Linked DNA regions of Homo sapiens: all the other regions are linked to region 3. The links are chromatin contacts, found by Hi-C or POLR2A ChIA-PET in ENCODE. All regions are on one chromosome and are shown on one strand. The core of a region is the stretch at or near the end of the contact, and the rest is flanking DNA. Distances in the headings are between cores, read along the strand shown.

What was found. A loop is a pair of places that touch in the nucleus more often than their neighbours do. ChIA-PET counts read pairs that join two places held with the same protein, here RNA polymerase II (POLR2A). Pooled maps may share reads with other maps.
Region 1: a loop to region 3 is called in a pooled map, with 3 times the contacts of the local background. The contact joins two enhancer-like sites. A Hi-C loop is called at or near these places in 2 of 50 pooled maps. POLR2A ChIA-PET finds 5 or more read pairs at or near these places in 2 of 52 experiments (activated T-cell and activated naive CD4-positive, alpha-beta T cell).
Region 2: a pooled map shows a loop between it and region 3 (3-fold over the local background). The contact joins two enhancer-like sites. A Hi-C loop is called at or near these places in 3 of 50 pooled maps. POLR2A ChIA-PET finds 5 or more read pairs at or near these places in 2 of 52 experiments (HEK293 and MCF 10A).

What each region holds. Positions count from the first base shown.
Region 1 is chr18:9,072,242-9,075,840 of GRCh38, forward strand. No RefSeq gene overlaps it. Among named protein-coding and RNA genes, the nearest start is that of NDUFV2, 29 kb to the right of the region's middle. Within about 2 kb of position 1,555, at least 14 of the 41 ENCODE cell types and tissues checked have a DNase peak (open chromatin) inside an H3K27ac peak, as active enhancers do.
Region 2 is chr18:9,868,351-9,872,220 of GRCh38, forward strand. No RefSeq gene overlaps it. Among named protein-coding and RNA genes, the nearest start is that of TXNDC2, 16 kb to the right of the region's middle. RefSeq lists a cis regulatory region at 1,368-1,970 and an enhancer at 1,677-1,836. Within about 2 kb of position 1,626, at least 9 of the 41 ENCODE cell types and tissues checked have a DNase peak (open chromatin) inside an H3K27ac peak, as active enhancers do.
Region 3 is chr18:9,573,782-9,577,383 of GRCh38, forward strand. PPP4R1 (protein phosphatase 4 regulatory subunit 1) reads right to left here. Exons shown (of 20, transcript NM_001042388.3): 10 at 3,283-3,410. Among named protein-coding and RNA genes, the nearest start is that of PPP4R1, 39 kb to the right of the region's middle. RefSeq lists enhancers at 449-959, 960-1,470. Within about 2 kb of position 1,915, at least 3 of the 41 ENCODE cell types and tissues checked have a DNase peak (open chromatin) inside an H3K27ac peak, as active enhancers do.

The DNA of each region.
Region 1 (3,599 bases), core at 305-2,804, 500 kb before region 3:
AAAAAAAAAGTGGTAAAAACGTAACATGAGCTCCATCCTCTTCACAGGTTAAGTGTACAATACAATGTTGTAAACTATAGGCACAATGTTGCACAGCAGATCTCTAGAACTTATTCATCTTTAATAACTGAAATTGTATCCCCTTGAACAACTCCCCATTCCCCCTTCCCCAGCCTTCCCCAGTAGCAATCACCATTGTACTCCTGGCTTCCATGAGTTTGACTATTTTAGATATCTCCGGTAAGTGGGACCATACAGTGGAAAACAGTAAAGAGGTTCTTCAAATCATTTTTTATTTAATTAATTAATTAATTTATTTGTTGAGACACGGTCTCACTCAGTCACCCAGGCTGGAGTGCCATGGTGTGATCTGGGCTCACTGCACCCTCCATCTCCCAAGTTCAAGCGATTCTCCTGCCTCAGCCTCCCAAGGAGCTGGGATTCCAGGCATACACCACCACGCCCAGCTAATTTTTCTATTTTTACTAGAGACAGGGTTTCGACATGTTGGCCAGGCTGGTCTCGAACCCCTGACCTCAGGTGGTCCACCCGCCTCGGCCTCCCAAAGTGATGGGATTACAGGTGTGAGCCATCACGCCTGGCCTCTTCAAATCATTTCAAATAGATCTGGCCGGGTGTGGTGACTCACACCTGTAATCCCAGCACTTCGGGAGGCCGAGGCGGGCGGATCACCTGAGGTCAAGAGTTTGAGACCAGCCTGGCCAACATGGCAAAACCCTGTCTCTACTGAAAATACAAAAATTAGGCTGGGCTCAGTGGCCCACGCCTGTAATCCCAACACTTTGGGAGGCCAAGGTGGGCGGATCACGAGGTCAGGAGATCGAGACCAGCCTGGCCAACATGCTGAAACCCCGTCTCTACTGCAAATACAAAAATTAGCCAGGTGTGGTGGTGCGTGCCTGTAGTCTCAGCTACTCAGGAGGCTGAGACAGGATAATCACTTGAACTCAGGAAGCGGAGTTTGCAGTGAGCCGAGATCGAGCCACTGCACTCCAGCCTGAGTGACAGAGCAAGACTGCGTCTCAAATAAATAAATAAACAAATAAAATAGATCTTTCCTTTTTTTGATGCTGCTCATATTGATATCAGGATCCACTAATACGTTGTTTCTACAACAATGGAACCTGAAGCCTGGGTCTAGCATTGTTTTGCCTGAAATGACACAGTATAGTAATTAAAGGTTCAAAAGTAAATAGGAAAGACAGAGAAGGAGAAAAAGAGAAATTTAAAAACTTAATTACTGACGGCTACTCAGTGGAAATATTACCACCTTTATGCATTTTTAATTCTTGAAGAGATGCCATTTATAAATGCTGCTTATTTTTTCCTACAGGCTGATCGAAGATGATGAAATGCCACATTCGCTTCAGTAAACAGACATCTCAAAGTCCAAAGGAAACAAACTCAAAGGTTAGTTCATTTGTGTCTCAAATAATATTCATCAGCTGGTTTGCTAACTAGGGCAAGTCTCTCTGAAGCAAATGCACGAAGGAACGCGGGTATCATTATCCACTAGGTGGCAATATAGAACAGGAGTAGCCTTAGCCTTAGCCTGTTTACTGACACGTGGGTGGTGTGAACCGCAAAAGAATTTCGAAATCCAGGACTCCCCAGTAATTCACATGGATTCAGACTGAAAGTTTACTCAGCGCTCCTGGCATGTTTCTGCCCTTTCTTGGAACAGCCCTGAATTTCAGCTTCATTCTTGCTGACGGGCTGGTATTTAAAATTAGTAATATCCCTGGCTACTTCCTTGTGGCAATGTAGATGAACTGTTGCTGTGTAAAGTCAGAGCCATAGTGTTGCCTGTATTTATTAATGATCTACAAGGTAAGCATATGCCGTGAAGGTTTTATCTCTCGCCCCCTACCATCTAACAGCTTAAAAATACTGAGTTCCTCACATCATTCCCATTACTAACGATTTTCATATTTCTTTTATTTTTATTTTTATTTTTATTTTGAGACAGAGTCTCACTCTGTCGCCCAAGCTGGAGTGCAGTGGCACGATCTTGGCTCACTGCAACCTCTGCCTCCCGGGTTCAAGTGATCCTCCTTCCTCAGCCTCCCAAGTAGCTGGGACTACAGGCACGTGCCACCACACCCAGCTAATTTTTGTATTTTTAGTAGAGATGGGATTTCACCATGTTGGCCAGGATGGTCTCAATCTCTTGACCTCGTGATCTGCCCGCTTCGGCCTCCCAAAGTGCTGGGATTACAGGCGTGAGCCACCATGCCCAGCCCAATTTCTATATTTCTCAGTTGCTCTGCAAATTGTAAAGTCACTGGACATATTTGATTAACATTTTGGTTCTTGTTGTTCAACTGAAAAGGATGGTCTTCTCAAGTACATATTGGCAAGACATTTTCCCTGCAAGAACTAATAGTTGATAAGTTAGAAATGTATCATAAACAAAAATGTACATTTTATGCAATGTGATCATATTCTTTTGAAATAACCACATGTATGAGAGATTAAAATCCCCACAGGTAACGCTTGTTCATAAAATTTCTTTATATTAACTTAGAAGTTTTACTTATTTTATAATATTTTTTGAAGTAGCTAAAGAGAAGACATTTATAAATGATTTTCTCTTGCTAATTTATGACATTTTTATATCATCTGAATCTTTATGAATACATATTACTTTTACAAACAGAAAAATAAAAGTGTTTTGTTATAGAATAATACATAACTATGAGAGAAAAACATGAATTTTAGTATGGCACAACCTAGAAAGTTATTACTAATGAGTCACATAATTTAAGTGCTAAGTTCATCTTGACCATGAATTGCTGATTTTGGAAATATTTTTGAATTTAGGTCACTTCTACCTATTCTTATCTATAATTAAGCATTCTTCTCAAAGTAGAAAGATCAAGTTGCTCATTATTCTTACTGTGAATACAATTAGTAAGACACCTAATAGTAGCACTTTCAGTTGTTAAAAACAGCAAAACCAGTATATCTAATATTTTTTGTTATTCTTTACACCACACAGTAACTCACATCCATGTGGTGGTTCACAGGTTTATAGCATAAGAAGCATTCTCACTTACCTCTGCACCTTTCGTATTCCTAATAGATGTATGAAATGGGTGGGGCATCTATAGAGACTCTAAGATACAAACTTCTCCATGTAAGACCATACATCTACGCAGTCACAGAGCCGGGGAAGAACTAATCATTGATTCCGACTCAAGCTATTTGCCTTTCATTTCTGTGGGCCTGAAGCCTGTACCCATGAATGCTCCATACATGTTGATGAGGAAGAGGATGCCTTTTTACCAGGCATTCAATGTACTAGATGCTCTTTGTTGCTTTTTCTTCATCTGCACGTGGGGAATGAGCTGGAGGGCGTGAAGAGGAGCACAGAAGGACAAGAGTAACCCAGAACAGACTGTGAGCACCCGTAATGCTCTCACTCCCAATGTGGAATGGGTTCTTCATAACAGCTCTGGGAGCATGGCAATATAGGTCTTATTCATGCTGAATCTTTTTTTTTTTTTTTTTTTTTTTTTTGAGACTGGCTTTCACTCTGTTGCCCAGGCTAGAGTGCAGTTGCACAATCATGTTTC
Region 2 (3,870 bases), core at 376-2,875, 290 kb after region 3:
CGTGGGCCACCGCGCCCGGCCGCATTTGGGTTGGTTCCAAGTCTTTGCTATTGTAAATAGTGCTGCAATAAACATAGGTGTGTGGGTGTGTCTTTATAGTAGAATGATTTATAATCCTTTTGGTATATACTCAGCAATGGGATTGCTGAGTCAAATGGTATTTCTGGTTCTAGATCCTTGAGGAATCGTCCCACTGTCTTCCACAATGGTTGAACTAATTTACACTCTCGCCAACAGTGTAAAAGCATTCCTATTTCTCCACAGCCTCGCCAGCATCTATTGTTTCCTGACTTTTGAATAACCACCATTCTGACTGGCGTGAGATGTTATCTCATTGTGGTTTTTAGTTGCTGTATTCTTTTTTGTTCTGTTCCTTTTTCTTTTATTGGGAGGCAATGCAGTGTGCAGATTAAGACATCTGGAGTCAGACCACTCATGTCTGACTCCCAGCTCTGTAATCTGCTGGCAGTGAGACCGTTGGCAGATTGGTCCCTCTAAGCCTCAGTTTCCTCATATGCAAAATGCAGGTAGTAATTCATATGCACACACATACACACTTCTAGAATCCAAAAGCTTTGTAAACAGATTTTTTTTTTCCTGAGTTTGACATGGACTCATTTGGCAGCAGGACCAAACCTGAACTGACGTGATGCTCTTTATAATAGTTATTTATCCAACCAGGAGTGAGTATTTGTATATCTAGCTGCAGAAATACTACTGTGTTTCATGATAGGATCCTCCCGCTGACTGCTGGAATGTTCTGTGATAGATATACTATGTTACTTTGTAAAATCCAAAGTTCTGAGTTCTGAAAACATCTGCCCCCAGAGTATAAAGTATTGTCAGCGTGTGGTATTTACCCTCAGGTGTGTCCTGAGGACCGAGTGAGAGGGTGTGTGTGATGAGGCTTTCACACGGGGAGCCCCAGGCAGCTCTTGGGAATGCTATTCACATGGAAGGTGACACACTCATGGTGCCTCCCAAGTGGAGCCATGGGGTTTATGCTACAGAAGAATTGTTATGGCCCTGGCACCAAGCAAGCGCTCAAAAACAGTAACAGCCAACATGAATACAGGGGCTTGCTATGTGCCAGACACAGTTCTAGGGGCTTTACATCATATTATCTCTTTTTATCTTTACAACAGCCTTTATGAGGCAGACACTATTATCTCCACTTTACAAGTGAGGAAACCCAGACACAGAAGGTTAAGTAAATTACCCAAGACTTTCTGATCAAGAGAGACAAAAGTCAAAGATCAGCTACTACTGTTTTCTCCTTTCTTTCCTCTCATTATAAGTGCTGCACATAATAAAAGAATGAAGAAAAGGAGATCCATGATTAATGAAAATTTCCCAGGAGCTACTTTCAAACTGTATCTCATTTTATCCGCAAAACAAATCTGAGATAGATGTGAAATTGTTCTCCTTTTACAGAAGGAGCATGGAGAGCTTAAGGGACATAAGGAGGGCAAGTGCATTCATGCGGAGGTCCGTCCTATGTCCTATTCCAAAACCCATTGTTGCATCTCAAGAGGAAGTTTTGACAGGGGAGTTAAGGGTTAACCAGCTCAGGCTGGAAATGCTGAATCACCCAATTAAAGGAGACTTGCTGCTTTGATGGGAAGGTCTGATCCAAAACTGCTGGGGTGACTCTCCTTGACCCTACCGTTTGGGCAGCTTCATTTATCTTTTCTGTGTCCCTGACCTTGATGTTGAAACCATTACTCAACCCTCAGTGAAGTTCTTAACCGGCTTTTTTGAAATGACTCATGCATCAAGGTCCAGCCATCTTGACTTTGTAGGGCCCGATGCCCTGAATTAGCTTCTGAGAACCCAGTGCCCAAACTGGTGTCCCCAGGTGGGCCTGGCAGACCATAGGTGGCAGCTTTCTCGGTTCTCCTTCACTTCACTTCTCTCTGGATGTGTGCGTGCTTTTTCTCTCATTGCTAAGGCACGCCCCAAGCTTTTTGCTTATTTGTTTTTATTTTCATCTTAAAATCACCCATGCACTGTTTTACCCCTCCCATCAACCTACCTATATGCATAAATCTTCTCTAGTTTTGATCAGCTGTCTTTTTTTCCTCCTCCAAGCCACCCTCTCTTCCCTTCTCACTAAAGAAATTCTTAAATGAGAATCATGATGTACTCACTTGATCATCTAGTCACTGCTCGCCTGAATTCAGTCCCTCCCCCAGCTCTGCACTTTCAAAGCCTATCCCCTCTTTCCACTCTCCACTCTCAGAGGGCAGGTGAAGCTGTGGGCCCCTCTCTCCCTCCTGGACCCTCCTTCTCCAGCCCAGAAGCTGGTTCTGTGGTTTCTGCACTTCTTTTACTGCCCTTTTCATTTTCCTTTGCTGGCTCTTCTTAGAGCTTAAATGCAGGTACTTCCTGCAAACGTGTGTTCCTATTTCTCCTCAGTACACCTTCCTTCTGATTTCATCCAACTTTATGGCTTCAACTATTGCCTCTGGGTGTCTGGCTTCTACACTGTTGTCTAGCCTGACTGCTTTCCAGAGATCAGAGCTTGATTTCCAGCTGCGGAATGGGTGTACTGAAGTCCCCTCTTGCATGCAAATAGTGTTGCACCTTGTTAACAATGCCATTCCTGCGCTGCATTCATTCTCTCAGAGGCTCAGGCTTCAAATTTGAGAGCCAGTTTCAGCTCCTTTCAAGCACTGACCAAACCATGGAAATTCTATTTCTGAGTTTCTCAAACCTTTTTTCCTTCTTTCCACTGTCCTAGCATAGGCTTTTGATATGTTCTATCTTGATTATAGTGATAGTTTCTCAGTAGATCTCTTTGATTGTTATCTTTGGCTCTCAGAGCTAGCATAGAATATGCTAGCAGTGAGTGATGTAGGTACACAGCAAATCGTATCATTTCCTGAAAACTTTCTGTGAGTCTCTTATTGCAAATTAAGTAAAATTGCAACTCTGTAACCTGTGGTGAAATGCCCCTTTCATTTAGCCCAGCCTCCATCCTGGCCCCATCGCTGCCCAGGGTCCCTGCTCCTGCCCACATCACACCCTGGTTGCTTTCTCCTAACTGGAAGGCCATCCATCTTTGCTCCTCTCTGCCTGGCAATATACCACCCTGCGTCGGAGGCTGGGAAGCAATTTTAGGAGGCTTTCCTGGATCTCCCCAGGAGGAATCAGAGTCACCATAGAATTGGGGGCAGCAGGTTAGCCTATAAGTTAGGGTCAAATCGTGTTCACCAGAGACAGTGCATTTTTTGCACTAAACATCATGAGTCTAGTATTAAAATGTCATTTTTCTTCTCTACACTCAGTGTTGTAGCAGGAGACCAGGAAGTTAATTGTGATGACCTTCGTGAGTCAAAAAAGAGAAACTCACAAGATATGGGCACTTTGATCCTATCGTGCAAGTTTTCATTGAGTGTCTGGGTTATTCCACACTGCGCTGTAAAGACTGCAGATACCAAGGCATATCTTACCCTCAAGAAGCCTATATTTGGACTGGGAAAGAGAGATTTGTACCATATAACATCATTTCATGAAATGCATGGTGCTGACGGGACTGTGTTAATCTGTGACATTTTACCCTTTTTTTGGTTTAAACATTTGTTTTTCAATATTATGATTTTAAACTTTGGATGTATTGGAAACATGGGAATAGTGTCTTTCACCTCTCTCCAATTTCCTTTATTTCTTAAAATTAACGCATAATAATTGCACAGATTTATGGGGTACATAGTGATGTTTTGATACATACAATATATAGTGATTCTCCTTTTTCTTTACTCAGAGGCTAAGGTGGAGATGGTGGTCTGCCAGATGTTCATAAAGATCATTTCAGCAAAAATATTTTTTAAATTAAGTGTTTTAGTATAAACCTTCTTCAACTGTTTT
Region 3 (3,602 bases), core at 665-3,164:
AATTAAATTTTAATATTCTCAGCTGCAAAAATGAACGGAGAATGACTGGTCAAATAACTGTTTGTCTGATAAATGTAAACTTGTTAGTTTGTCCAAACTTAAAACTCTTAGAATGATTTTTTTAAAAGGAAACTAGAAGACAAAGTTTCCCTAGTACAGTATTAAATTGTGGACAGAACTACAGCATGCATGGCTTCAAAAATGTCGAAAGTATAAATTCTCTAAATTCTAATTTTTCCTGGTAAAGTATAATAGTCAATACAAAATCAAGCTGTTCAATGCTAAAATTCTGATATTCCTAATTGTCAGACTTTGAAATGCTATTGTACAAGACAAATTTTTTTTTGAAAATTGAGGCCCTTTGTGACTCTGTATAATGGGAATTATCCTGTCTCCTAAGAGACGTAGGTATCAAGAGCACCAGAGGACAGTCCAGAAACTACCTACTTAAGGAGGAATCTTAAGTGTCTTTTTGTGCCTACATAAGTTTATAATTAATATCTTCAGAGTTCCTTAGTAGAGACTATGGGCCTAGAAAATTAATTACAGGTATTTCAAGGAGAAAATGACTTGTAGAACATCTGGCTAAAGAGGTATTGTATCCTGAGATAAAAGCAAACACGCTCCAGGATACCTTCCAAGTACTGTGAATTAACTCAATGAAGTTTTAGCATTCATGAAATATTTCCAAATTTGTGCTAATAATTTTTTTTCATATAGTTAGCATTAAGCTAAACTGGAAAAATCCAGCAAAAGTGGTTTAGTTACTTCAGATTTTTGAGGTCAAATCCATATTTCCCTAGAATAATTCATTCAGGATTAATATGTGCACCAACGGGCCAGGCCCAGCGGAGACAAAGGGAGGAGCTGGACGCCACACTGCATGGCCGGGAGGCTACTGGATGATAGATGCCAATATGTAGCCAAAAGGATAGGATTAAAATAGTGCTCTCATTACAGCGCTACTGATGATGAAGACAAAAGCTCTGTACTTCCTGGACAACTCAGTGCATCTAAGACAGCACTTTGTTAAACGAGGGTATGGATGGAACAAGAAGCTTCCCAGAGAGCAGCAAGTACAAAAACAGGGAGAATTAAGAGAACATGGTGCATTCAGAGAACAATGTGATAACGAATGCTTATTTTACATACTTTTAAAATGCAGATTTGAGTATTTCAACTCTGCTTCTGAGAAGTAGGCTTTATCAGCACTTTCAAAGAAGCATTAACAGCCTGATCCAGGGTGAGTGAAAGATCTGATGTGTAAGTCAGATGTTTGGAATCAATAAATGCTTCAAAGAGTAATAAAGTGATAGTAAATGTTTCTAGGGTCAGATGAAACACTATACAATAAACAGTGGTGGAAATATGTTGCCAAAAACTTGCTTACTTTGTAAGACATTTGTTTGAAAAACCTGAATCTAAGAAACTGAGAGAACTTTGAGGACAGGAACGAAGTTCTATCTTTCCATTTACAGTTTCTGGTTCATAGGAGGTGCTCAGTTAACTTTTGCATAATCAATCAATCAATCTTAATACCACAACAGTTTAAGACAGCTTAAAACAAATGCCACTGTGCTATTTAAGGGAGGGCAAACAAACTAATGGTTCTGAGATTTAATAATATATAGGACTACTTCTTTATAGTTTGTCAAACTATGCAAAAGCTTTTACAATATTTAACATAACTCCTTCCTTAGCCAGGAATGCTCTCTTTCCCCTACCATATCATTAACATAATTTAATAAGCTCTAATATTACTGAAGATCAGCAATACAAGTAGTATTGCCTGGACATTAAGACATACCTCATTACAATGGAAGAAGAATCAAGGAATTGAACTACCTTTAAATAGCTATTGCAGTAATGCTACACACCGGTAGGCGGCAAACATGGCCTTGATAGGCACACTGTTGAGGTCAGTGAAGTTTTACTGGAACACAGCCAAGCTTGTCCATTTATGTAATGTCTACGGCTGCTTATACACTGCAAAGGCCGAGTGAGTAGTTGTGAAACAGAAGAAAGTTTACCAGCTCGTCCTATACAGTTCTCTGCAAATTTATAGTTTCTTACTAGACCCATTTCAGATTTTAAAACAGAAGTTATGTAACAGTCTTCAGTATAAACAGGTAATTTTTTAAGTATGCTGATTTCAAAAATGAAAAATAGATAACATTCCCCACCCACCATCATCACTTTTGTCAAAGTCCTGGCAGCACCTGTTTTCAAAAAAACTGACAGACTTTGCTTGCTAGGAAGACAGGTTTGAGTGATTTTCTTCCTTTACAAAAAACAGTACCTCAGGTTTGTTTGGCTATTCAGCAGGACAGTAGGAGAACGGGCAAAAAGGTAAAACAAGGCAGCAGAGAAGAAAGAAGAACTGCCAAATCAAAACACCAAGAAAGCAAATAGCACAGTATCAAGACCTACAGAAGAAAATGTCCATTAGCATCATGACAAGGGAGGGAAAAGACACTATGGTAACTCAAGCATTATAGCAGGGACTGTTTCAAATATTTGTACTAAAATTACTTCAAGTGCATAACTGTAAAAGTTTGTGTACATTTCCCGCATACTAGTAAGTTAGGCTTGAATTAGTTTTTCCCCTAAATATATATTATAATAAATTTTTAAAATTTAAATTTAATAGAAAATTTTCAATGCAAAAACATTTAAAAATAAAAATCACAGCCGACTCTTTAAGCTTTATTTAAAACTTTGGTTTCCTTATGAGACTGATATACTTAAAACTGATATACTGGCTAATATACTGGCTTTCTCCTTTAACTGACAGATTACAATCACCATTGACAAAGAATCCAAGATGCGCAACTAAATTATTTGACAGAAAAGGACAATAAAACATATTCCTAAATTAAGTTTTACTCCTTAAAAACAAATTTAAAAAAACCCAAATACTACACAGTGTGTAACAATTACCCTGTATATTGTAGATATCAATGAATGATTGACTAAATAATGTACTAAATAAACATTTTTTAAAAGTCATAATCTACCATTTAGAGTTTCCTATGTGCGAGGCATCTAGCTAATTGTGTTACATGCATCTACTCATTCAATATGTAACCAACCAAAGAGATACTTAACAAACAAATGCGCTTAAAGTAAAGCTCTATAAAAATATTCACCAATTTTTATATTCAAGAGAAATAGCAAACTATCAAAAAATAACATTTGTTGCAGAATAGTGGAAATAATGTTTAAAAGCAGTAAAATTAGAAAACAAGGTTTTAAAATTAGAAAATGGTTTCAAAATTATACCTATTTTTGTTTTCTACTGACATCTCTTCTGAACTTTTGCTTTCTTCTTTAAAATACTGGCCTGAGCTAGATGGATTAGCAAAAGTAGATATGAAAGGTCCCAGAGACTGAAAAGCTGCTTGGCGAACCTAGGAAGATAAAAAGGACAATAATAAAGGAATCATTTTGAAAAAGAATTATATACGCACACATTATGTATATTTAATAATCTACTTTCAAATGCCGAAGTATGTTTAGGATAATAATGAAGCTTTTCTAAAGGAAGCCCAGATTCAGAACTTTAGCTAGGACTGAAAAATTCTTACAAGCTATTTTCTCTG